Linked DNA regions of Homo sapiens: region 1 is linked to region 2. Evidence: chromatin loops called from intact Hi-C (ENCODE). Cell type or tissue: upper lobe of right lung. All regions are shown on one strand. Each heading gives the region's core, and the rest is flanking DNA. Links, peaks and the distances in the headings are about the cores only. Region 1 holds the start of LINC01082 (long intergenic non-protein coding RNA 1082). Region 2 has its middle 9.7 kb from the start of FOXF1.

Region 1 (10,888 bases), core at 5,889-10,888, 320 kb after region 2:
ACACCGAGGGGGTTTTCCTGGGCACTCGGGGTGAATGTGCAGCTCGCCGATTGTGCAGCCCCCACCAGACGCCGTGTCCTGGACACTGGACACCTCACATGGCCTCGTCCTCACCACCACCCTGCCCGTGGGGAGTATTAGGCCTGTTGTACAGATTTTTCAGTGGAGCTCAGAAAGGTGGAGTCATTCTGTAAGAAAACTTCATTCATTCATCCATTCAAAAATATTTACTAAAGCCTCCTATGTTAGACATGGTTCTGGGCAGTGGAGATATGACAGTGAAGCTGTTACAGCGGGTAGTTAGTCAGGTATGAGCGGGGCAAAAGAGGGCTCCCCCACACACACCAGGAGTGTCAGACAGCCATCAGCTGATGGTCAGGTGGTTGTTACTGTCTCGCTAAAGTACTAATTGGTCACAGCTGGTGCCAGGGACCGGCCTTCTCCTGGCAGATAGAAGACACCTGAAACTGGTGATCAGCTACTTCCCAATAAGATCCCAGGAGTCAGAAGTAACACAAGACTGGCCGGGGCGCAGTGGCTCACACCTGTAATCCCAGCACTTTGGGAGGCCGAGGCCGGTGGATCATGAGGTCAGGAGATCGAGACCATCCTGGCTAACACGGTGAAACCCCCGTCTCTACTAAAAATACAAAAAATTAGCCGGGCGTGGTGGTGGGCGCCTGTAGTCCCAGCTACTCGGGAGGCTGAGACAGGAGAATGGCGTGAACCCAGGAGACGGAGCTTGCCTTGAGCCAAGATGGCGCCACTGCACTCCAGCCTGGGCGACAGAGCGAGACTCCATCTCCAAAAAAAAAAAAAAGAAGAAAAAGAAAAAAAGGTAACGCAATACCCGGAAGTACACCAACATAGAAAGCCCCAGGTCAAAAGGTCAAGCTATGCACTTGATCTCTCAAGTCACCCACTTGGCCCCCTTCCAAGGATACTCTCCTTCCTTTCCTTCTTGCTCTGAAGCTTTCTAATACACTTTTACTCCTGCTTTAAAACTGGCCTTGGTCTCTCCTTGTGCTTTATGCCCCTCAGTCGAATTCTTCCTTCTGAGGAGGCAAGAATCGAAGTTGCCACAGACCTTCTGGATACGGATTCTCCACCATTAACAGACCTAACAGGCAAAAACTACCTGCTTAATGGAACCTGCATTCTCATGGGGGAAGGTATATATCAGAGATTCAGAGTGGTGTCAGGTGGTGCAGGAAATGCCTGCAAATACGAGGTATAGGTTGGAAGGGGTGGGTCCGAACAGCATCGTCTGCACTTCACCTAGCTCTGGGTTCTTTGTCAACATTTTTCCTGAATATGCTAAACACATATTAAACCCGCGAGTGGGTTGCATCCAGGTCAGCATCCTGGTGGTAACACTGCACTGTGGTATGAAAGATGTTACCAGTGGGAGAAACTGGGTGAAGAGTACAGAGATCTCTCCGTGTTACTCCTCACACCTGCCTAGGAATCTACCATTATCTCAGCATAAAACGTTTTTTAAAAATTAAAAAAAAAAAATCTTTAACCGAAGCCAAAATAGTAACAATGGCTCCCATCTGTCAAGCGCCTGGAGAGGCCGATGGTGAACAAACAGCCCTGGAGCCAGACCACCTGGGTTCAGATCTCAGCTCCACCCGTGGCCTCGGTCGAACGCTATCACTGCCCTGGGCCTCAGTGCTGACATCTGACAAATGGGTTTGTGGTGGTGACCGCCTCCTCCGGTTGGTGTGAGAAGGAGATGTTAATGAGCAAGGGCCCCACGTGCTGTTTGTTTTTTATTGTTATGACTTTGTGGAGGGTTCTGGGAGGCTCTGTACTGACCTTTTACAAGCATCGAGCATTATCTCAGGTAATCCCCATAACCACACTTCAGAGGCAGGATGAAGCCCACTTCACAGTTGACAAGAGAGGAGCACCTAGAGCTGAGGTTGAGCGGTGGGTCTCGGACCTGGAGGTTGCTGGCGGAAGGGAGGGGACTGAAGGACACGTCCTGGACAGGGGTTGCTATAGCCCAGTCCTGCCCACCCCTGGAGAGGCAGGACCCTGCCCTGGCCACACAGGCTGCAGGGATGCTGGCTTTGGGGCCGGGCTCTGTGCAAACCATCATCTCCCCCAAGGAAAAGCAGTCAGCCACCGGTGTCCTCTGGAGTGTCTGGGATTCAGAGACTCCCCAAAGCTTTGCAGAGCGAGGGGCCTGTGTGTCCTCCCGCCATCTTAGGGAGAAGCTGGAGCTGAAAGTTCACCTCATTCCCATCATCCAAAAGACAGAGGGCCTCCCTCGCCAGCTGGGGTCCTACTTCTTTTCTAAGCCTGCTCCAATTTTTGTTTTGTTGCCGTGTTTTTGTCTCAAGCCTCATGTGTTGTCCCAGCAAAAATTGGTTTGATATTTCCAGAAAGGTTTCTCCTCTTCCCTGAGAACAAACAGACCCTAGCTCCGCACAATTCAAACCCTCAGGGCTCAGGAACCAGAAAGAATAGAGGAGGAAATCGGTGTTGGAGGCCTGGGCGGGTGCACAGGGGAGAGAGGTGCAGCGGGTGCCACATCGCGGGGCCACCCCACAGCAGGCGCTGCTAATCCCAGCTATGGAAGAGGAAACTCAGACCTCAGAAAGGAAAAGTGACTCCCAGAGCAGCAGAACTGGCTGGGGCTGTGGCTCTGAGGACACCACTTAAGAAACTCTCTTAAATAATCATCACGTTTTCCAATTTAATAATAGTGCCCTTCTCTCTTCTCAGCACCACTGCCCTGCAGAGGTCAGGGGCCGAATCTGAGCTCTGGTACTTACTAGCTGTGTGCCTTGGGGCAAGTCTTCTGGGCCTCACTTACCCCATCTGTAAAATGGGCACAAAAAATACCTGCCCCATAGGGTGGTGGACACGGTGAAATAGATTAACCGATGTGAGGCTCCTGAAATGGTGCCTGACTCACTAGATCTTCTCTCTCTCTCTCTCTCTCTCTCCTCTCTCTCTCCAAATATATATGTGTGTTAGCTGTCATTGAAGAGGTTTGTGATTTACGGAAAAGTAAGTGGGCCAATGTAGCATTGTAAATACTTGTAACAAATAACTGGAATTCATCTTAATTCAACAAGGTTTGAATTTTTCCCAGAAGGCTTTTAAGTTTTCTCTTTTGTTTTGTCTTGCTGTGTTTACTAAGAAAGAGAGCCCCACGCTGATGAGAAGGAGCGTTCCCGAGGTTGCTTTTGGGCCAGTCCTGTGCATGCTCTTGGTTTGGACAGCAAGGCCCTGGGGCTAGGGTAGGGCCCAGCACAAGATAACCAGGGGCCGCGTCACTTTCCTTCAGACCCGACCCACAAACAAGGGGACAGAACAGAGGCGGGCATCCTGGAAAACTCTCCCACGCTGAGAGCGTTTCTGCTTCACGAAGAACCAGTCCCCAGCGCCCCTACTCAGCTCACGCCACATCCCGGGTGTCGAGTAGTCCGCAGTGGTGCTCTACTCGCAGGCTGCTGTGACCCTTGGACCAGGGTGAGCCCCCACCCTGGCAGGGCACCCTTAGGGAGCAGGAATTAAAGAAACAAAACCTCAGAAGTCTCCAGTTCATTAAATGGAAGCGTATTTCCTAAGTTTGAATCTAGATGTTTAGGCTTAGAGCTGTTCTCAAGCCCTGGCTGCACACAGGATTACCTGGGAGCTGGTAAAAATCAATCAATCAATAAAGCAGCCGCATGCCCGCAGGTTCTTCTAAATCCCTGGGGGGCATCTGTGCTGTAAAACTCTCCAGGGAATGAGAACCGCTGGGCCTGGGAGGGGAGCCTTGGGCTAGGAACAGCAGGAGACGAAGGTCTCTGCAGCAGAAGTGAGCGCCAGCGACAGGAGAGTGGGGCAGATCCCTGCCACCTCCCCCAGCCACCCACCCAGCCTCTCCTCACCCGGGTACTTTCCAGAGAGCACCGCCTGCCTCCTTCTCCCCTGACCCCGCCTCACTCAGCTCTGCCTGGCTGTTAACAGCACCAGGGCTTCTCCGCTCTCCCCAGGTATCTAGCCCCAAAGCTTTTTCAACTCTACTGCTTTCTTATCTGCCTGCCTGGAACCCCATCTTCACCTCCTTCATCTCCCTCTTTCTGGTTTCCCTTCCTGGTGTCCCCGGCCTGCAACATACTGAGTCCTGCAGCTATGACCTTCCTCTGGCTCTCAGCTTCTCTCTTTTGATGCTCAAGAGGTGTAAGATTGTCACAGCCACAGCAGGGAAGAAAAACAGGCTTCTCTGTGCTCTTATTGATGAACTGAGGAGGCCCTTCTCAAGCCTGGCCTCCAGCTCTGGCCTCCAGGCCCTGGGAGGGGCATTAAACACACGGCCCACCCACCCTGGCTTCAGACTCTCACAGCTTCTGTCGTCACACACTTGCCACTACACCTTCCCCTCTGGCCTCATAAGGACCTTCAAAGTAAATCACGGAAGGAATCCTTAGCCTGTTTTCTTTGGATGTGGATATGGAAATTCAGCTAGAAGTTGGGGGACCCAGAACTTAGCCTGGGGACTGGTGATTCTCTCCAGAGCCCTCGGAGCCAGAGCGGCCAGGTGCCAGGTGTGGCTGCTCAACCCCTAGGTTTTCAGTGTCCTTCTTCGGGGCCACTGTCCCTCCAGGCAGTATGCACAGTGGTTAGGAGCCTCACTAAGAAGAGGGGCTGTGACACCTCTGGAGGTTAATGGACGTGACATGCAGAATGCACCTGGAACACACCTGGCCCTAGAGAGTGCTCCACAGTGGCCTCTGCTCCCTAGCCACCATTCTCTGTGGCGCTTTAAAATCCGCCTGCAGGGTGATCTCATGTGCTGCCCTCACCGCTGGCCGGTAGGACTTACAGGAAGGAATCAGGCCGAACCTCTGGAGTGGGTATGCACTGAAAAATAAGCTGCTCATCTATCTGTGTTGTGGGGAGGGGAGGCAATTTCCTGGGCGGGCGGGCCCTGGGAGAGGTTCAGTGTTAGGAGTGAATCTGGGCTAGAGACCTGGGGAGAGGGGAGAAGCCCTGGTGCTGTGTGAATCTTCTGTGTGATTTGGAGACGAGACATGACTGGCAGTTTCAGGCAGATCAGTCAGAGGAGGGCTGCTGGGCTGTGTGCCTTGTTGGGTTTGCATGTTCTGAAGTTATTTGACAATGAAAACAATAAAGAAGTGAATAAAAATATCCACTTATGTTTTTGAAGCACTTTTATTCTAAGACCACTTCCAGGGATGAAGGAGGAAAGACGTAGTCATCTGCTTGCCCCAGCTCACAGCCGGACGCTGCGGCTTTTGGGTAAGATCTTAAGCAGTTTTCTTAAGGTCTGGCTTTGAGCTTCTGCCCAGCTCCATTCCTCTGTGTCAGAAGAGTTTAATGAGTAAGAGGGTGGTCGCTGAGAGACGCAAAGAGTCTCAGGAGAAAACGTGGCCCAGAAATAAAGGCACGCCCGTGGTCACACAGAAAATGGGAACAAATGCGCAGTCTCCCACCTCCCGAACCTCCAAAGAGACCATAAACCCCAGCTCAGAACTGGCTTGCGAGCCACTGCCGCATTGCAGGGGGGAAGGCAAATATCTCCTCAGCTAACGAATGCGGGGAAGGGGAGGGATTTTATATTCCAAATGATTTTTTTTTTTCTTGTGAACACAGACATCTGGTGTCCTATAAATAAAATTCAAAATGTAAATACCGTAAAGCCCATTAGAGAGTGGTTTTAGGTTTGGTGGGAGCGCGGGTCAGCTGCTAACCCGCTGCACCGTGGTGGGAAAACATCACCCCACACGTGGGTGTTCTCGGCTCCAGCAAGCCGCCTGCGTCACTGCACCAGCCGGGCTGCACTTCGTCTTACGGATAAACATTAAAACACGGGTCAATTGTCTTATATTTATTATGTTGCATGAACAGTTTTAAATAGCTACCTAAAAACCTTTCTGCTTTCATTTTATACATTGGGGAAGAAATACCTTGTGAAGGGAGAATACCACACTTCTTGCAAAGGACCCAAATTCCTGTGCCCACCAATTACGCCCCGGGACATGCGCTCGGCCAGATTTTAATATCAGGTTTAAAATGCTCTTCAAAAGACATTTTCTGTTTGAGACATATTAAACAAGCTTTATTTAATAATGCTCAATTTGACTTTTCCAATTTAAATATGGGCTCTGATCAGCAACCATTTGATCCCGGCTTCATTTCAGGCTGAAGAATAATTTCTTCTGGTTGTTTTTCTTCGGTGCTGGGTTGATCCTGGGGCCGAGTGGCTGCTCTCGAGTTCCCTACATTTCTCGAGTCTGTGCTGTGAGTGGAAAGAAACAGAGCCATAAAAAGCCTCTCCCAAAGCTGCTGCATAACGTTTACATTGTGCGTCCTCACATCTGTCTGGCTGAAGACAAAAGATATCATTTAAAAGACTCCTCCTAACTGGATAATTATACGGAGACATTTTATTTTTTAAAGTAGAGCATCTGAATGCAAAGAAATTCCCAAGGAGGTGTTCTTTTTCTAGATCTATTCTGCTATCTACCCTCTGCTTTTCCCCTATTTGGGGATTTTTATAAGAATTGTATACACCAAATGGGTGGTCATCCATTAGCAGTCAAGGATTTTGAGACAGCAGCAAGAAGAGGGAGAGTTATTTTAACATTTGAGTTCAATGTGTTTTACAAGAGGGAATGCCACTGTAGATTCCACTAACCTTAGGAACATTTCAGATAGATCTTTTGGTTCCCGTCATTACTGTTCTGATTTTACTAGCATGGTATTTAAAAAGCAAACCCTGAATTTTGGTTTTATCTTCTCCTGCCACCTTCAGAAAATAGCCACCATGAAGCCGGTGGCCCTGGTCCCCCTCTCGAGGTATCATAAAGCCATTCATAACGGCATAAACGCCTGACAACACTCCCTGATGCCAGCCCGGGGTAAGTCGGACAGTGATGAGGGTGGGAGAAACGCTGTCGGTTATCTGAGCACCCTCTCTACCGGGACCGTGATCCCAGCCCGGGAGGAGGGGTCTTTTGCTGTGAAAGGAGCATTTATTAGCGCAGGGCCAGTGCCTGGTTTATGGACCCCAGCTGGGTGGGAGGATGCCACCCCACCCCGCCTGCAGCCTGCGTCCTGGCCTGAAGTGTTTACTGTCAGGGTGATTTACACCATCCAGGTGTTCATTTGGGAAGCATCTCGGCTCTGAGCTGACGCGGCGATTGCAGTGGGTTTGCAGACTGCAGCGTTTTTCTATTCATCAGGGTCCAGGGGCCAAAAAAGACAGTTTTTGTAAATGCTGGCCCAAAGCAGGCTCCTGTCCTGTGATTCCACAAAGGAAGGCTGAGTGACCATGTTAGCCAAGCTCCCCGGTGCCCTGTCCGTGTTGGAGAAATGGGCACTTAGTGCAGTTGCCCTGCTCTCTCATGGATCCTCTCATCAGATCAGTTCCTCCCGGCAGTCTCTGCCCTCCGAGCTTTGGTGGCCGTGTGGATGCTAAGCCGGGCTTTCCTTCTGCTCCTTTAGCACCCCGGGGCTTTCAAAAGGGTCTTGCTAAGCAGTTTCTTTTCTTAATGGAATTTGGGGTTCACAGACGAGCCTGGAGTGTTGGCGATTGCTCCATTTCTCCCCAGCCCCACAGATCAGCCTCTGCCGGGTGCTTCCATGTTAAGGGAGACATTTTTCAGGAGCCGCTTTCTCGAGATAACCACTCTATTATTTTTGCTCACATTTCAACGCAGGTGATGGTGTTATTGTTTTGTCACTGGGTTTCCACGGGGAGTCCCTGACACCTATGCCTGGCATAATTTGAATGCCGAATTAAAACATGCCCCTATACACTAAAAATGGCCTTTTTGTTTGATTAAAAAAACAAAACAAAAACATATATTTTAAAATTTGTTTTATCATATCCATCTCACCTCCATTTAAAGGAGTTTGGACATTTATTAACATATCCATTTTTACACTTGTACTAATCTTTTCTCCAGCCGCTTCTGGTACTCTGATGAAAAAGCAAGAAAATGTATCTTGTGCCTCATAGAACTCTCTCTCTACACACACACACACACACACACACACACACGAGGGTGAGGGGAGGATTCTTATAGTGAAGTAAAAGATGATTCTTTGTCTATGTTTAATTTTCGCAAATAACTTTTTAATGATCCTGAAAGTAACTTTTTTACTGATCCTGAAAATACTGATGCTGAAATTTTAAGAGCTCCTTTCAACTTAGCTGGTTTTCTCTCCCTGACGAAATTCTTCAAGAATAGTTCTTTTGCACCCTTGCAAGATCGGTAAACATAAAGCGTTTGGTCAAGCAGAGGTGGGTTAAAAAGGGGGAACCATTTGATCCAGTTTTAGGAAATAATATTATTCCTTCTGCTTTGAACTCTATGTTTAAAATAGTCTTTTACGCCAATGATTTGAATACTAACAAATTCACTTAAAAAGCATCCACAATTCCCGTTTGTTGTGCTCTTTTCTCCCTGGACTATGAATATGTAAACCTCCCCAACAGGGTAAAAATGCATTGATTTGCCACACTAAACAGGGAAACGTTTGCACCAGTGACAACTGTTTAAAATTACTGGTCCTGGGATGAGGAAAAAAATGGCAGAAATAAAACAAAATTTTTTATTTCCAAGCATCAAGTTGAAGCCCTTTCAAGCGATCATCGGCTCCCTGGGAAATGCCTTTTCTCTGTTACCTGGCACAGCCGAACATCAAGAAGAAACGTGGAAAACATCACACTGACCCCCCAGAAAAATGAAAGAAAAGTACGGAAGAGACCAATTCCCACCCTTGCTATAGACGGAATAAGTATGTGCGTTTGTGAACCTTAAGTGTTCATCTAAATATGTTGCTTCAACGGAGATCCGCTTGTGGATACAGACACACGAAAATACACGAGACCACGCTCTATTTTAAGGAATTGCTGAAGAGTGTTGAACACTCAAACCCACCGCACAGCACCCTCGCAGCTAAGAGCACAATTGAATGAAACCAGCGGATTCATTTATTTTAACCTCCACTGGAGCTGTCCCAAAAAAGCAGGTGGCTATTGAAAGTGTTTTTCTGTTTTTGTCTTTTTTTTTTAATTCTAAATAACAAGAGGGATAAAAATTAATGTCGTTCTATGGGGTCTGAACATGAAAAGGTACGAGAGAGTGAGCCAGGGCCTGTGAAATGGCTAAACGGATTAGTAGCCTTACTTTTCAACATATAAACATCTGAAACCCGTTTCCTGTTTAAGAAAAAAAAAGTCTAGGTGGATGACCTCGGGCACTTTTTTTTTATTAACAAATGTGAATTGTACATCATGGTGGGAAAAAAAAAAAATGGTCCGCTCTTGGTGGTCTTTCTACAGTCTGTATATGGGAGACAGAGAAAAAAATACAAAAATAAACGTTACCTTCTCACTTGCAGGGTGGGCAATGCCATTTCTGCAGCCGTCCAGGGCTCTGGCAAATGTTAAGGCTGTCACTGTAGACAGAATCCCCATGGTCTGTCTGTGTGCCTCGATAGAGTCCGAAGAAAAACATTCCTCGCATTCCTGACGGTTGGTCCTATCTCCGGGCCTTGGACTCGGCCCTGCAGGCTCGTGTCACCCCGTCAAACGGCCTAGGCCACGGCTAATCTAAACCGCTGCCCTCCCCAGCCAGCCCTGCGGCAGGGTGAAAACTGGGACCAATTTGCTGCCTAAACCCTGAGGATACAGCAAGTTTGATTCTCGACCTTTAAGGACACCAGCTGCAATTTGTTCCGCCGAAAAGAGCTTAGCGGTTCTGGCACATTCTGACAAGATACATTTTATAGGGTTTGTGCTCAAATTTGATATTGGAAGTTAGGATTCCAATTTTATGCCTCCAGTGATAACAATAGCAGCTGGGACCTTTAAGAAATGTGTGTGTATGCCTTCTATTGAAGAGTTACATAACAAAAGCTATTTATGTCAAACACCTTATAAGGGAAAGATTTAGCCTAAATGTCAACATAACATATAATACTTTTTCATATTTAGATAGGACGAAAACATCTGCTATCAGTGCTGCATATAATTTTTGGTTTGGAGTATTAGATCTGTGGGGGCTTTCAACATTTCAAGTAAGCATCTCCTTGCCTTAATTTACGAATTCATCGAGGGGCCTTTTTTTCAATATTGTTTCTGTATAAAAAACAAATACCGATACATCATGATTTGGTTTTCCAAGTCCTTCTAATGAACGCACACAAAAGAAGGGCACAATTTCATGTTGTTTGATTTGACATTTGTAATTCCCAAGCATGCCATGAAGCCATTCAGTGGTGCCTTATAAACCGAGGCTGCTTTTGTCTCCTGAAAATGGCTGTGGTTTTGGAGAGGACCTGGCTGACCAGAACCTTGGTAATTCTGATGAAGGAAGAGATCAGCCGCTCAAGGAAGAAAACCTTTCCCAGCAAAGGAACAGCAGCGCCCAGTTCAAGACAACATCTGCAGCTCGATTTTGGAGGGGCTTAAATTCCCTCCAGCTTCCCTAGTGACACCACAGCAAGCTTTCTGAGAAGGAATCCCACCACCAAATAGACAATGACTCTTGTTTACACCAGACGCTTAGGAGTGACCACACGTGGGCCTGTGAGGCAGGCTTGGCTGGAAAATCCCAGCTTCCCTCTTAGCTTTTCTGCTCAGACGGCAGAACCTAACTGAGATGGGAAGAGAACCCCAATTAGCAAAGCCAGGGATTCGCCTGCACCCATGCATGTGCCGGTTCCGTCCGTCCCCTTGCTTCAGGTTTCTTTGACGAATTGGACGGTGTGACCACGGGTTAATGAGAAAGCCCAGTGGACGGCGGCACGCACGGTCATCTGGATGTTCTCTGCTCCTGCCCCAGCCCCTGAGCCTCCCACTGTGGACCACAGCCCCCGTTGGGGAACACAGAGGTCACGGGGGCCAAAT
Region 2 (5,000 bases), core at 1-5,000:
AAGGCCGAGAACAGCGGTGGAACAGAATTACGAAGAAAGGGCCAGTGCAGAGACCACCACAAAGAGTTACATTTTAGCAAAGTGATGGTGGAGAGGATGAAATGTCAGATGAGAACAGCATTTAGAACAGGAATCAGTAACCAGGTGTAGGAATGGTGGTAAATTTAGGGTAAACATATGGGCCCCCCTCTGGCACCCACCACAGACATCAGTAATGATCCCTGTGCTCTTGCTGGCTGATCCGAAGTACCTTCCGCAGCATGTTCAGCCCCAAGACCTGCTGATATGGACAGGAGATGTGAAGCTTTCTGCCTTTTTACCAAAGGAGCAAAAATGAGGATTCCCTCCCCTCCCCTCTTCCTGTCCTCCTGGGAAGGGCTGGGCAGTATCCTCTCCCTGTCCCGCAGGCCCCCAGGAAGCACCTGGCTTGCAGCCGACTCAGTTTCCAAAATTTTAATTGTCACATCCCCTCCCCCCCAGCAAAAATAACCAATCGAGGCTTGCTAAGCCCACTTCCCTCCATCCCGTTCCCTTTATAGATTTATAAAATACATGCTGTATATGTATAAAATATATTAAAGAGGAAATATTAACTATATACATAGATGCACACATTTATATCATTTCCCGTAGTCCTTGCAGTCACTTTTGAGAGGCCTCCTATTTCACAGCCGAGGTTACTGAAATGCAGAGGAGTCAGTTTGCCCACCGTGCCCCTGTGGGCAGGGAGTGAAGCCGCGATTGCAGCGACAGCTGACCACAGGTTGAGCCATCAATCCCACTGTACCTTCCTTCGCTGGGGATTGTCCCCTACTTGCCACCTGAGGTAGGAAGAGGCAGACAAAGCCAGAGGTGTTTCCTGGAAGAGAAAAGCAGTGCCCTGTGGAACGGTGGGGGGCTTCTACCCGATCACACGGCGCACAGTGCAGAGGCGCGTTGGGGCCCAGGGCTGTTCCGACAGAAGCCAGCAGGAGTCCCTATCTTGCACGTACTGAACCCTTCAACTCTGATCCGCACATCACCACCCCGTGACCTGCGGCCAGCCCATCATGCGACAGCCCCACACAACCCTGGTCCTGTTGCTGGAAATAGCCCCATATTTGATTGCATTTGTAGATGGAGAAACTGGGGCATAGAGTATTGGCGGCTTGTTTCCTGGTGCATTGCAGAGCCGCAGGTTGGGGGGATCTGGGCGCCCCTCTTCTGTCCCCCTCTCCCGGCCACCCACCGCCCCAGCAAGTCCCCATGACTTTGCCAATGTCAGTGATCATCCCGTGTTTTTACCAGAGACCATCTGGGCACTTATTCAAGCAAGCAGAGACGCTTAGGGAACCCACACTCCCATTCCCGCGAACACGGCAGCACTTCTTCATGTGAATGGAACCTTTTCTTTTTGATGTCCATAAATCGCAGAGGTCGGAATGGAGCTGACGTGTGACCATGCGGTTTGCGCGTTTTGCACTCTGGATGGTTTGGAAGCAATGAGCTCAGGCCCTGAGTACTGAATTGTGAGCAAATTAAACATCCCTACCCACCTTGCAGGGTGAATTAGCTCACTTAAGCCTTAGAAGAGTCCCAGGAAGCGTGTACTACTGTTTCCCTTTTCCAGATAAGACAGATGTGGCTCAGAAGGGCTCTGTGACTCCCTGCGGTCTCATAGCAGAGTCGGCCACAGCGTCAAGCCCCTCCCTGCTGGGCGGGAGAAGGCTGTCCCCCGGAGAAACACCACGTGCTCATCTCTTGACCACAAGCAGGGCCTCAGGGGTCACGAAGCCACCGCAGCTTGTCGGAACAGAGAGACCATTTAATGGTCGAAGAGTGCCGTGCTGGAGCCAGGCACACCAGGGTTTGCACCGTGTCCTGGCTGTGTGGCCTCTAAGTGCTTGCCCTCTCTGTGCCTGGTTTATTCACTGTAAGCCTTTCACAGGTTATTATTTATTTAAGCCTCACAGCAATGCTATGGGAGCCCTACTCTTACCATCATCCCCACTGTAACGATGGGGAAGCCGAGGTGAGCAGAAGAGAGACACCTGTGCAGGCTCACGAAGTTGAGAAGAGAGGGAGTCGGGACTCGAACCCAGGCCCTGTGACTCCCGTGCTCTGACCCGCTACATCCCTTATCTGCTCCTCCTAGAACGGCGGGGTCCCTGAGGGTGCAGGGAGATGTCTCCTGTGGCCAACGGAGCACAGCTGCCTCACTCAGGAATGGGGTTGGAAGTCATTTTTACTTTCTTCGTTTCACTTTTCTAAAGTTTTTTTTTTTTTATTTGGAATAAGCCACGTCATTTGTGTAATTAGAAAAACACTGCATTAACTGACCCCCGACCAAATAAAATAAAATAAAAAGCCAGCTACGCCTTGACAAAGGTCAAAGGGTCTGAAATAGAGCAATCAGGTTCATTCCTCGCATCCGCGGCTGCCCATCCTGGGGAAGATCAATTTTCCTGATGGGACGGATTTTAAGGGCCCAATAGCATCTGCACGAAGTGGACAGCAGGTGGCGCTGCCGCCGTGTAGAGAAACAGCCGAGCGGGAAATCCCCAGGGTGGGTCAGAGGCTGCCCCGCAGGAAGGACCCTGGTGTCCTGGGTCCTCTTGTTTCCCAAGAGGTTTCCTGACCCTGAGCTCTCTCCCTGGGGCGGGCATCGCAGCGAAGGCCCCTGGGAAGTGAGCCGGGACAGCTGCCCTCCTGTCCCTCCTGTCCTCATGACCTACATTTGCTGTGGCCTCGCCCAGCCTCCCCTGGCTGCCTCCCCTTGCCCTGCCCACTTTGCTGGCCCACCTCCCGCACCTGGACAGAGGCGGCGCAGTCCTCTCTGCTCAGTCAGGCTGGCGACCCTGCCGAGGAGTCACAGCAGAAAGCCAGGGTTGGCCAGTGCTTCCTGCCTCACAGAAACGCCATGCACTAATAGATCACAGCCTGTTTGGGGGGAAGTGTCCGGAACGGAAATGTTGCTCTCCTCTTCCAGGGACATTTGCAGACTCAGCACGCTTCCCCGTGGCCCAGACCCCAGACCTGCCGGGGAACACGGGGTGGGGGGAACCCGGCGTCCGTGCCTGCTCCCTGGAGTGCTGGCGGCAGTTTCCATAAAATGCCTGCGGCGGCTGGTCACAGCACTACAGCACTCTCAAGGGCCCTGCGTGTGGCACTGCTCCTCCCTAGGCTGCCACCCCACAGGCATAGAACATTGTCCAAAATAAGTCAGAGAGGATGCCTGCACCTGGTCCCAGCGACCCTCCGCCCCTGCTCTGCCAGGCTTCCTCTTGGTTGTGTCCCCAGCAAACATCCTGCACTGTGGGATGGGAGAAAGACCACCATAGGGACCATGTAGACACTGCATCTGGGCAGCTTTCTCCCTCTGCTAAGGACATTTGTGGTCATCCTGCCCTTGCTGTCGTTGTTGCTTCAGAGTGTCCACATGACCCCAGGTGTCCTGATGCTGGAAGCAGCTGGATGGTACTGCAGGACATGGCCCTGTGTATTCAGCTGCTGGGTAGTGCATGGCCTGGGCATCTACTCCAATGGGGACCGCACACCTTCCCACCTCAATGCCAGTTGCTGTGCGACCACCACACCCTTGCTCCCTTGCCACTGGGCTGGGACAACACGGCACTGGGCGGTCCGTCTGTGACAACAGGTGTGCATCAACATGTCCGTCGCAAATCTAGTCTAGTGCAGTGGTGGACACGTAGCCAGGGCCCCGTGTGGAGCGGATAGTTCCACGACGGTTCCCCTCTGTCCATCTGTCATTTCATGCTGACAATGTTTTATTTTAAGAGTTTAATTGAGCAATGAACAGTTTGCAAATTGGACAGCCTTCCAGCCAGAATCAGCTCAGAGACCCCCAACTCCCACGATGTTTTATGCTTGCAGACAGCAGGCGTTCCTCTGCCCCTGCGCACCCCCAAAGCACACGAAGACAGAATTGTCAAAGGCCTGGGATTCCTCTCGGCCCCACAACAAGTCAGCGTCCCTTCATGGATGGATGCGACCCCGTCCCTTGTTGTCCCACCCTGCTGGCCACATGGCCCAGGACACTGCCCCTGGGCTCAGCTGCAGAAGACGCCGGAAAAGGGCCTTCCTCCTTAACACAGAGCCCAGAACTCTGACGTACTGGTGCCCAGAAGTTTCCATAGAGTGTGGAGGTGGCCACAGTGCTGTGCAGGCAGCCGCGTCTGAGCACCCACTTTCATCTGAAGTTTTTCTCAGCTGGTCTAAGGGGACCCCAGGAAGCAAAGGAAGCTTCCATGGCAGGCCATGGTGGAACCCGTGAATCACACTTGGAACCCTGAGAGGGGGTAAAGGTCAGGGTCTGAGCTGCGCTGGCTGCTAGGCCAGCTCCCGCCCCACCTGCAAGCGCCCTCCTAGCTCAGCTGGAAGGTAAGAGGGGGTCTGAGAGCATGTGTTTGGAGACCCCGACTCTCTGTGGTCCTGCCCATTGCCAGCTCTCCTCTGGAGGCCGGAAGCCAGCAGAGGCTAGATCATGGATCCCACGTCAACTTTCCTTTTACCACTAGGCCCTGTGGATGGAGGCAAACGGGTGTCCAGGAGCCTTGCGGTGTAGTGGCAAGTGACACAGGATTCAGGGTCAGAAAGTACTGGGTCTGAGTCCAAATTCCACATCTTACCGATCATGTCGGGAGCAGTCAGTGACCCTCCCTGAGCTCAGGTTCTGCCCCCGAAACAAGCAGAGTAACAAGGACAGAGCTGGGGCAGGAGCAAGCGAGGGTGAGCTGGGGTGGACTGGGATGCCCATGTGGGAAGAAGGCCTGCCCCGGCCCGGCGTTCACATGGTATGCCTGCAAATGTGGCCGTGGTGCTTGTTTGCCTGGCCTCCAAGTTCTCTCAACCAGCTGCTGCTACAGACACGTGGGCCTGATCCAGCAGGCGGGCAGGAGGGGGCAGCAGAGGCCGCTCAGAGCAGCCTTGACCAGCGTGGGAGAACAGACCCAAACTAGCGCTCACCCAGGACCACCCAGCTTATCCTTGAACACCGTGGA

The links. Hi-C counts contacts between places; a loop is a spot of excess contacts. Peaks named below come from ENCODE experiments on the same cell type or tissue, not always from the same donor. Only the 100,000 strongest peaks of a DNase experiment are listed, where the experiment ranks them.
Region 1: it touches region 2 in a loop (5-fold over the local background); 11 of 110 quality-filtered maps call a loop at or near these places.

The regions. Positions count from the first base shown.
Region 1 is chr16:86,194,889-86,205,776 of GRCh38, reverse strand. It overlaps LINC01082 (long intergenic non-protein coding RNA 1082), which reads right to left and starts at 9,596. Exons shown (of 2, transcript NR_103859.1): 1 at 9,365-9,596; 2 at 6,057-6,265. LOC124903743 (a long non-coding RNA gene) reads left to right here and starts at 6,261. Exons shown (of 2, transcript XR_007065164.1): 1 at 6,261-6,887; 2 at 8,598-10,888. RefSeq lists an enhancer at 3,411-3,911. In upper lobe of right lung, for the core only: no CTCF peak of the experiment used is centred there; no DNase peak of the experiment used is centred there; H3K4me3 peaks cover 3,246 bases; H3K27ac peaks cover 4,827 bases; H3K27me3 peaks cover 3,084 bases.
Region 2 is chr16:86,517,763-86,522,762 of GRCh38, reverse strand. No RefSeq gene overlaps it. Among named protein-coding and RNA genes, the nearest start is that of FOXF1, 9.7 kb to the right of the region's middle. RefSeq lists an enhancer at 500-1,000. In upper lobe of right lung, for the core only: CTCF peaks have their summits at 2,475 (motif pointing right) and 4,894 (motif pointing right); DNase peaks (open chromatin) are centred at 2,512 and 4,880; H3K4me3 peaks cover 387 bases; H3K27ac peaks cover 1,335 bases; H3K27me3 peaks cover 3,860 bases.